Linked DNA regions of Mus musculus: region 2 is linked to region 1. A link is a loop called in an ENCODE intact Hi-C map of the cell type or tissue named here. Cell type or tissue: left cerebral cortex. All regions are shown on one strand. Each heading gives the region's core, and the rest is flanking DNA. Links, peaks and the distances in the headings are about the cores only. Region 1 overlaps Fkbp6 (FK506 binding protein 6). Region 2 holds the start of Mlxipl (MLX interacting protein-like).

Region 1 (5,369 bases), core at 240-5,239:
GACTTAGGCTCTGATCTTCTGTAAGAGCAGTAAGTTCTCTTCCCTGTTAAATCATCCTTCCGGCACCCATGCCAGCATCTTATGTGGGCACTGGGATCTGAACCCAGATCCTCATGCTTATGAAGCAAGCACTCTTACTCACTGAACTCTCTCCCCAGCCCCTTTTTGCTGAGACAGAGACTAAGAAATCCAAGCAGGCCTGGAACTCACAATCCTCCTATGGCCAGCCTCCCAGAGACTGGGATCACAGGCATGAGCCACCAGGCCCAGCTTAATGTGATCGTCTTAATGGCTGCCCATGGAGAGTAGCAAAACAGAGGAAGCGTATGCTCTCAGGTTTTCTGGGGCTGGAGAGATGGCTCAGAGGTTACGAGCACTGGCTGCTCTTCCAGAAGATCTAGGTTTGAATCCCAGTACCACATGGTATCTCACAACTGTCTGAAATTACAGTTCCTGGGGATCAATTCCCAGGGACCAGACATTTTCTTCTGGCCTAGGCATGCCCATGGTGGGCAGACATACATACAGACTGCACAGCCATACACATAAAAATGTAAAAGCTAAGTTTTCTGGAATGCACACTTCCATAGCATTCTTACCCGCTTGTATCTCACTTTGGCATCACAGAAGCGATTCTGGCGGAAAAGGTAGTTGCCAAACTCCCTCTCAGTTGCTGCTACTTTGAGGACTTTCTGGAGTGGAAACTGTTCTTGCTGCTCCTGAAGAGCAGAGACAAGAGGAACGACATGGAGCCAGAAGCCCCAGTGGCACAGTCATCAACATTTCTCTCTTGGGCCATGAACTTACTGCTTGTGTGTGCAGAGGCCAGGCCACACAGATGCATACTATAATGGCCCCATCGACAGAGCAGCCCAGATGTCAGTGGCTGCTGTGGTCTTTCTCAGATCCCCCGAGAAGCAGAAGGACCCACAGAAACTGAAGGAGACTGCCAAGCCCAGACCAATTACTCAACAAAAATTTGGAAGGTCCTAGTTGGCTTAGGGCCCAAGGAGATTCTACATGCTCATGTTGATATCCCGGCTTCATATTAGAACTTCCATAGAACCCTACCCTGAGCCTGGAAATCAGAACCCCAGGTAAGTGCAGGACCATGTACACTGTGGAAAGATTTGACAATGGTGAGACATTCACTTGTGGCCCTGACAGTTTAGTGTGTAAGACCAAAGCTTGTGGAGGAGCAAAGCCTGCAATGGCTGCACAGCTACCACTACATATCCATGGTCGCTGATGGGATTACAAGCTCTGTTTCTATGGGCAAGGGAGCTAGAGGTCACACAGGAAAGCCAAGACTCAGGGTATGAGAGCTGGAGCTCTAATCCCACTTTCCCTGAGGCTGTCTCAGCTTGCTTCTCATGTCATGGCTAGCCTGTCAAGTTAATAAAAGCCTTCTCTCTCTCTCTCTCTTTTTCTTTTCTTCCTTCCTCCCTCCCTAGCTCCCTTCCTTCCTTCCTTTTTTCAAGAAAGTTTTTCTGTGTAGCTCTGGATGTCCTGGAACTATGTAAACCAGCCTGGCCTTGAACTCACAATTTCCCGCCTCTGCCTCCCGAGTGCTGGGATTTAAAGCGTGTAACAGCACTGCCCGACATCAAAGCCTTTTTCAATTCTCAAGGAGGAACCAATTCTCTAACTTGTTTTTATGGTCCTGGGAATAAAACTGAGGGCTTGTTAATATTATCACTCTACTACTTGACATACATAGCCCCAGCCTTTAGTGGGGGGTTCTAGGCAAGAACTCTATCACATTCCCAAGCCTCAATAACCTTCATTATTAAGCTACCAGTGTCTAACTTCCAGAAAAGTAGCCTCCAACTTGAGTGAGAAGTAAGCAAAAGATAATTAAATAGCAAACAGCTAATACAGAGCTAATCTATACCTTACATTACCTCAGATAGAGGAAAGCAGATATCACTGTGCAGTAGGCTGGGTGGAGGTCAGGGTGGGGGTTCTAACAAAGCCACCCAAATATGATCCCATCCCTCCATTTAGAAAGTGCTGGAAAGTCCAAGGCCTGGAACTTACAGCTGAGAGTGCACAGAACTTGTCTGACTCAGCAGAATCCAGGAAGTCAATCAGCTCGATCTCAAACAGGACGGTGGCATTTGGCGGGATGAGGGGAGGGCACCCCAGGGTGCCGTAAGCATAGGCTGGCTTGAACAGGAACCTGGCCAGTTCCCCTTTGCGCATGCTCAGAAGGCCCAGCTCCATGCCCCAGAGTGTAATATCTGGAAGAAAGGAGGTTCACTCAGCATTCAGTCCGTCCGTTCACAGGTACCAGTTTCCCTATGCCAACCCAAGCCCATTGGGTTGGGTGCCAACTCAGTGCTCAGTCTTGCTCCTGCTGTCCTACTTTCCCCAGACGCCATCTTCTGCAGGCTCCATCTCTGTTGCATAGTCTGCTCTTTCTTTTAAGTTCTCTGCCATTAATGCCTGTGGTCTATCTACTGTAACTGAAATTTAAGATTTTTTTTCCTTTAGTTTTATGTGTACTTCTATGTATGTTTTGCTGTTTGTATGTGTGCCAAATTCATTTAATCACTGCCCACAGAGGCCAGAAGAGGGCATCAGATCCCCAGAAACTGGAGTTATAGACGACTGTAAGCTACCATATGGGTGTTGTACATTGAACCCCATCTCCTGGAAAAGCAGCCAATGCTCTTAACTTCTGAGCCATTTCTCAAGTCCCACAACTGAAATCTTATTCAAACCTCAGGGCTCTCATCTCAAGCCTTCTTTTTCACAGAATGCCTGTGACCCTGCCAAAAGGAGGGCAACTATAATGTCACCAAGCAGACCCAGGTTACCCCTCAGAGCTCCAGGCTTCATTTAATTCTATCGTCCATTTCTGGACCAGAGACCAAGCTCCCCAGCCCTAGCAAGGTCCATAAGATGTGGATCTCATCATCTGAGTGTGGCCTCTTGAGATGTGTGCGTGTATGTGTTGATGCGTGTGTACATGCATGCAGATGCTAGAAGACAGTCTCAACTGTCATTCCTCAGGGGCATCTGCCTTGTTTTTTGAGACAGAATCTCTCATTGTCCTGAAGTCTGCTAAGGAGGCTGGCTGGCCAGAGAACCCGAGGGAGCCGTCTGTTTCTGCCCTGCTGCACTGAGATTATAAGCATATGCTACTATAGCTGACCTTATAAAACAAAAACCAACCAACAAACTCAAACCCACGGGCTCTATGGGATGGAAAGCAGGTCCTCGTGCTCGAGTGGCAAGCACTTACTGACTCCTTCTCCCAGACCCTGTGCTGTCTTATCTCACTACACACGCTAGGAAGGGAGCGTTTACTATGTTATTTCATAAATGCACAAAGCATCTTGTCCAGTGGATCCAGGTGTGGGGGCTCATGTTTATCACCCTATCGTGGCAGAGCTGAGCTAGGAGACTTCTGAGTTGATGGTAGGTGGGGGCTTCACAGTGCGATTCCGTCTTAAAAGCTGCCCTGCACCTGGAGAGATGGTTCAGCAGTTAAAGAGTGCTTACTGCTTCATGGTGGCAACAACTGCCTAATTACAGTTCCAGGCGGCTTGCCACCCTCTTCTGGCCTCTGCAGGCACTGGGCACACATACACATATACATAAAAATTTTAATAGCACCCAATGGGCAACTTAGATGCCAAGATAAACTTGCCAGGTAGGCTACCAGCCAAAAATAATGTCTCAAGAAGAAAAGTGACAAGACAACCTGGGTGCTTCCCTGAAACCCAAGCTCAGCTACAAACTCTAAGAACCTGTTTCCTGGATGCTGTGACAGTCTTAAAACATGGCCTCTTTTGCCCAAATGACCCAGGTGACTTTACCTTCTCCAAGTTTCATCAGCCGAGGTGTTTTCCTAAAGCAATTAGAATCGAAAGGCTTGTCCATGTGCTCCAGGTATCCAGAATATTTCACTAAGGCAGAGGAAAAGACAGCACGAATGTGAGGAAACCATGCCTGAGGCACCGCCAGAGCCATCAACAGGGAACACTACGATTGGCTGTTCGTGGTAGAGGACGTCTGTAATCCCAGCACTTGGGAAAGTGAAGACAGGAGTAGCCTCAGCTACACTGCAAATCTATGCTAGTGCTAGACACCTGTCTAGTCAGAGACGCTGTCCGGGGGTGGGGGAGAATTAAATGAGTTTACGCTGCCTGGCACCCCGACTCGCAGGAGAGCTTCTTGTGGGGTTCTGAGTATCTGACTTTCAGCTCTGAGGTTCAAAAGCTCTCCTGATGAACCAAGCCTGCTTTGTTTCTGAAAAGCTCAAGGCAGGCAAAAATGGCAGCCACTTGTCACCCCAGCTCTAAAGAAGCTAAGGCAGGAAGAGGGTCAATTTGAGACTGGCTTGAGATACAGGGAGACCCTGTCTTAAAAAAAAAAAAAAAAAAAAGGCTAGACTTGGTGATGCACAGCACTACGGAGGCAGAGGCAGGTGGATCTCTGAGGTTTGAGGAGAGCCTGACCTGGTCTACTACATACAGAGTTGCAGGCTACCTAGGGCTACACAGTGAACCGTATCTCAAAAACAAACAAAAAATTAAAACAGGACTGGAGAGATGGCTCAGCAGTTAAAGAGCACTGACTGCTCTTCCAGAGGTCCTGAGCTCAATTCCCAGCAACCACATGGTGGCTCACAACCATCTGTAATGAGATCTGATGCCCTCTTCTGGTGTGCCTGAAGACAGCTACAGTGTACTTAGATGTAATAAACAAACAAACAAACAAACAAACAAATCTTTAAAGAAAAAATTAAAACAAAGGCATATGCCAGCAATTTGGGAGGTAAAGCAGGCAGCTCTCTGTGAATTCGAGGCCAGCCTGGTCTTCAAAGGGAGTTTCACAGAGAAACCAGTCTTGAAAAACAAACAACAACAACAAAACAACAACAACCCCACCACTCCACCCCCAAAACAAAACAAACAAGAAAATCAAAACCACAAACAAAACCAGATAAACAACAACAAAACAGGCAGAGGATGTGGCCCAGTTGGTAGAATGTCTGAGTAGCATGTAGAAGGCCCAGGGTTCCATCCCCAGCACCTCAGAACCAGGCATGTTAGCAGACACGAGTAGTCTAAGCATTTGGGAGGTGACACAAAAGTTCTAAGTCATCTTTGGTTACATACGGTCTGAGGCCTGCAGACATGAGATTGCTTCTCAAAACCAAACCCTCTTTGTTCAGGGGAAACACAGCCAGTCCCATAAAACGCCGTATTTTGTAAATATGCAATCACTCACTGAAGGTACTCAGGTTCCAGGTTCAATCCCTGGTACCTGGAAACAACACCTTGACCCTGCCAAGAGGGTTGGTGTACATTCCCAGGGCTCTGTCCCTAGCACACTATAAAACGTAGTGGTGGCCA
Region 2 (5,369 bases), core at 135-5,134, 240 kb before region 1:
CCTGGTCTACAGAATGAGTTCTAGGACAGCCTGGAGTACACAGAGAAACCCTACCTAGAAAAACAACAAAACAAAAATAGAAAAAGAAAGAAAGAAAGAAAAAAGGAAAGGAAGAAAAGCAGGAACAGAAAGAAGCTAGGCTTCAGGGCTGGTGAGAGAACTTCCCGAGGAGAAAGCCCGAGTGCAGGGAGGTGATCTAGAGAAGGTGAACTCTTAGAGTCCACTTCTGAACTTTGCTGTAGAGGCATAGGACAATCATAAGAGCGCCTGGGTACAAGCAAGCATTGGGGTTCAACCGCACAGGACCCTGGGAAAGTGAAGAAGGCAGGCAAGCGATTTACTGAACTCACTATGAAGCAGAGGATGACCCTGAATTTCTGGTTATCCATCTATCTATCTTATCTATCTATCTATCTATCTATCTATCTATCCTATCTCTCTCTCTCTCTCCATCTATCTATCTAGTGTTTATGTGTCTAGGAATACATATGGATCTCAGAGGTCAAATTTTAAAAATCGAGTATTTTCTTCCAACATGTGGGTCCTAGGGTTTGAACTCTTGTCCTCAAGCCTGGTGGCAAAGGCTTTTACCGGCTAGCGGTCTTGTTTGTTGTTTGGGATTTTTTTTTTTGTCTCTTTCTTTCTCTCTCTCTCTCTCTCTCTCTTTCTTTCTTTCTTTCTTTCTTTATTTCTTTCCTGTCTGTCTGTCTGTCTATCTGTCTGTCTGTCTCCACCTCCCGAGTGTTACACTTACAGAATCACCCCCATGCTAGTGTCTGTGGTTCGGAGGATCGAACCCAAGGCTTTGTGCACGCTAGCCAGCCCCAGCCCAGTCCCAGCCCCAGCCAGACTTTCTGAAACCTGAAAAGTAGAGACTAAAAAGTGCTCTCAACAGAAAGAAAGGCGAAGCACCGCCAAAGCTCCAGGATCAGTGGTTTCACACCACGCTCACTGGTTATGCTAATTTAAACATCACCTGCCAACTAAGGGCCACGCCCACCACAAGGACCTATCAGGAGAACAGGGGCGTGGCCATGGTAATTAGGCGCAGCTGGCTACGTTAAGCGCTCTCCAGAGCGCCCGAGAGTTGGCGACAATAGTGGCCATGGCGCGCGCGCTGGCGGATCTATCCGTGAACTTGCAGGTCCCCCGGGTCGTCCCTAGCCCGGACTCGGACTCGGATACGGACTTGGAGGATCCGAGTCCCCGGCGCAGCGCGGGTGGCCTGCATCGATCACAGGTCATCCACAGCGGACACTTCATGGTGTCTTCGCCGCACAGCGACTCGCTGACCCGGCGACGCGACCAGGAGGGGCCCGTGGGGCTCGCCGACTTCGGGCCGCGCAGCATCGATCCGACACTCACCCACCTCTTCGAGTGCTTGAGCCTGGCTTACAGGTGAGGGCGGACCGGGGAGCCTGAGTCCCAGCTTTCCGTGGTGGGACCGCGCACTGGGGCTCCTGTCCCAAACTGCTACGGGGGACGCTGGACACAACTTAGGCATTATCTTCCTCGCCTGGTCCTGCGCAACCCACGGACCCTCATGAATCATTTGTGTCCCATCACTTGCTTGTGGCGCCACTGTCCTGTCCTCCACCTTTGTCTCCACCTTTGCAGGGCCTTCTACGGTTGGGCCCCCGCTCTTTGATTCTTCTGCTTTTGCACTTAAATGCCAGGTGTCTTTCACACTCCTCAGACTATAACCCATCCCGTCCACTGCCTCCCTCCACTCGTGGTATGCCTGGACTGTTTCGTTCATCCTCAGCAGTCCCTGCAAAGTCCCACTCTTCCCTGCACGCTGCAGTTATCCCGTGGTCGCCCTCATAGGCAGTGTCCACTTACATGGAAACAGTTTCTTGCTCACTTGCCCAGACACCATTTATTTTGGCTTGATTTAGTTTGGTGAGCCAGAGTCTCACTCTAAAGTTCAGGCTGGCATTGAGCTAGGTAGCCCAGGCTGGACTCCCATCTCGGCCTCCCAAATACGGGGATTACAGGCATGAGCCACCGTGTCTGATTTAGAACGCTACGTCAAGGTTGGCGGGAAGACGGTGCCCAGCACCTGCCCAGAGCCAGCAGAGGGTGCTGCAGTCCACCCTAGGTCGGGTAGGGAAAACCTGGTCTCCCCGAACCCGGTAAGAGGCTGCAAGGCAGCCAGGAACCCTGTAACTACGGCTCAGACCTCCGGGGCCGCACCCAGCTTCAGCCCCACCTATGTGTCCCCGAGGAGGGCGCGAACTGGGGTCTTGGCCCAGTGCCCTGGAGCAAAGTTCCCGGGAGCAGTGGGAAGAGGATAAATTATCAACCGAAAACAGTAGGAGAGAAAGGGGGATCGGCCGGCCTTGATCTTTCTTCTCTGTAAATATCACGCTTCTTCAGCGAGCCTCCTCCCCTTCGTAGAACCGCTGGCTGTAGACCGGCACCTGCAGCCCCACAGGGGACCTGGAGCTGGGGTGGGAATTGCGGAAGAGCGTGGCCCACCTCGTGGCGGCAGAGCCACGCGACCCCATTGGCTGGAGGCAGAGTAACCTTGGCCCACAAGTTCTGGCCTCAAGCCCAGGTCATGTTGCAACCTGATAGTTCAGGGCGCTGAGACCAATGTGGAAAGTTCAAATTCCCTGTCCCGTTGCCCCTCCCCCGCCCTTGGACATCATGAGACTGCCTGGGAAGGGGCCATCTAAGGTCTCAGAACACCAGAAGCAGCTCACACTGGGGCAGTGCTTTAATTATCAAAGACTTCCGATTAAAGGAGAGGGAGAATATCCCTCACTCTCTTTCTCTTATTGAGTCCCACACTGTAGACTAAGCTAGCCTGGAACTCACTGTAAAACCGAGGCTGGCCTGGAATTCTGCTCTGGCCTTCCAAGTGCTGGAACTACAGGCACGAGCCACAAGAAGCCTTGGGTCCCCATGTTCCCCCAAAGGGTCTCCCGTTTCCCGACCACTCCCAACTCAGGCTTCCTGCTTCGGCCATACATTCCACTTGGGCAGGTTTAGAGGGCTTTCCAGCTCAGACCTTGGGCAGACAGAAGGGAAGCGGTTTTAGAGAAAGAGCACGTGGAGGGTCTGAGGGCACTCCCTAAACTGCAGCTCCCTAGGGTGGAGAGTGCCGTGTCCCCCACCCGCCAAAGAGCCAGACTATTAAATTCTCTTGAGTGGGATTCTGAGGATACCCAAGTTAGCCAAGTACACAGGAGTTTTTGGTGAAGAAAAAAAAAAAAAAACATAAAACAAAACGTGGGCCAGGAGAGGCTCTGCCAGGGAGGGTGCTTGGTCCCGGACTGGTGACCTGAGTCTGATTCCCAGTACCCACATCAAAGTGGCTGCAGGGAATTGACTCCATAGTTGTCTGAACTCTGACCTCCATGTGCCACCCACGAGCTCCCCTCCCAGTGAGACATAAAAATAAAAACAAAAGCAAATGCCCCGTGCTCACGCTCATGAACCCTGTGGGGTTGGGCATGCCTAGAATCCTAGAACTCAGGCTGAGGATGGAGGGCCAGGAGGTCAAGGTTGCCCTCCACTGCGGAGGAACTTAAGGTCTGAGGCCAGCTGGAGATGATAGGAGATCCTACCATCTCAAACAAACAAACAAACAAACAAACAAACAAATCTGCGGACTGTAAGATGTGACTAGGGGTTCTCTGAAGCCAAGGGTATTGCAGAGGGTGAGGCTCTCCAGTGAACAGCTAGAAATGTGGGGTTGGGGCAGCCAGGCAGGGGGTCTGGTGGTGGGTGGAACTGGTCAGTTAGGCAGGGAGAAGGACAGCCTGCAGACAGCCCACAGAGGCCTGGGCACCTCACCCCTGCCAAGAAGCGCTCCTGGCACACTCTGTTCCCTGCTTCTGTGGGTGGAAGCCCCAGGGAGGATAGCTGTAAATGGTCCAAGAAGGCACTTGTCTAGGGAGTGGTGGCATAGGCTGGTCATCCCAGCAGTCTGTAGGCTGAGGCAGGAGGATGAGGCTCCAGACCAGCCTGGGGCTACAGAGCAAGGCCCCGCATTAAAACAAACAAGCTAGCTGGCAAAAATTAAAAAAAAAAAAAAAAAAGAGGGACTTGGTGTAAAGTTATTTGTCTTACAAGCTTAAGGACCTGAGTTCAAGCCCCAGAACTGACAAGAAAAAAAAAAAAAGAGTCTGGTTTGCTGGTGTGTGCTTGTGATCCCAGTAGTCAAGACAGAGATGGCTAGCCAGCTGCCTGTAGCCTGCCAGCTAAGCAGCCTAGCTTACTTGGTTGGTGAGTTCCAGGCCAATGAGAGAGACTGTCTCAAAAACGGAGGCAGATTCATTTGAGGAACCACGTTTGAGTTTGTCCTCTGGTCTCACAGAGTGTATGCACCCCACATCCTCCCTCTCTCCCACTTCTGAGGTTTTCTGGTTCACCCCATTGCACACAGCTTTTGAACCTTGGCCCTAGACTTTTTGCACCAAACCGGACTCTTCTCTCACGTGCATTCAACCAAATCCTTTCCTCGGGACTTGGATATTGTCACTGACTCATCCCCCTCATCCTAGGCTACCAACCCTCTGCGGGAGTTGGAGGAGGGACAGCAGAAGGCTGGGGTAGGACCCTGGGGGAACAGAACCTAATGGTTGCTGGGATACAGACAGAGGTCACAAACTTAGGAGTGTCCCCCATTTACTCTATATGACAACAGGAGCTGGCCCAGGAAGGATTAGTGTCCCCAACCCAATCATGTTCACTTCTTGGACAGATGGTATTTATCTAGCTATGGGAGGTAGGGGACCAGCCATCAGGCTAGGGTGGCCTATTTGGGTAATGAAGCCCATTGTCTCCTGAGGTGGCAGCCCCTGCCACCCCACGTCCCACACCCTGGCAGCCACCATTAGCTCAAAGCAAATACTGGAGCTTGGAGACGAGAAAGGAGAGGAGAGCCAATGACCCATGCACTCAAGGTAGTGCAGGAAGAGGAGGAGGGCTCAGATGCTCACCCCTCATCCCTTACCCTCATCCCTCACCCAGGGGAGCTACCCAGAGAGCAGGCCTTCGTGTGTGTTGTGTGTGTGTGTGTGTGTGTGTGTGTGTGTGTGTCTATACAGTCTATACTGTCTATACAGTGTTGAGGATGGAATCCAGTCGTGTCCAGTTCCTGGGAAAGCTGCCACTGAGCCACGCCCCCAGCCCCTCACTGGGGATTCTAGAAAGTGCTCTGTTGGCAGAGCCACACTCCCAGCCCCAGCCTGACTTTCTGGATGGCTAAACCTTTGAAGCTTTGAGTGAGGAGTTTGAAGATGGGCCAGAATGACTCGGAGGCAAGATTGGTTTGTAGACCATGAGGAAGGAAAGTCAGGACTAAAGATAGGACAGGAAGGTGTCCAAGACCTTGATTGTCTTCATCTTGGCCTCTT

Evidence for each region. A loop is a pair of places that touch in the nucleus more often than their neighbours do. Peaks named below come from ENCODE experiments on the same cell type or tissue, not always from the same donor. Only the 100,000 strongest peaks of a DNase experiment are listed, where the experiment ranks them.
Region 2: a loop joins it to region 1, with 2.0 times the contacts of the local background. A loop is called at or near these places in 2 of 42 quality-filtered maps.

What each region holds. Positions count from the first base shown.
Region 1 is chr5:135,344,050-135,349,418 of GRCm38, forward strand. It overlaps Fkbp6 (FK506 binding protein 6), which reads right to left. Exons shown (of 8, transcript NM_001277891.1): 3 at 3,828-3,917; 4 at 2,041-2,243; 5 at 600-719. Among named protein-coding and RNA genes, the nearest start is that of Fkbp6, 3.3 kb to the right of the region's middle. In left cerebral cortex, for the core only: a CTCF peak has its summit at 2,564 (motif pointing right); no DNase peak of the experiment used is centred there.
Region 2 is chr5:135,105,818-135,111,186 of GRCm38, forward strand. Mlxipl (MLX interacting protein-like) reads left to right here and starts at 1,074. Exons shown (of 17, transcript NM_021455.5): 1 at 1,074-1,398. The coding sequence starts at 1,106. In left cerebral cortex, for the core only: a CTCF peak has its summit at 2,082 (motif pointing right); DNase peaks (open chromatin) are centred at 1,010 and 2,079; H3K4me3 peaks cover 719 bases.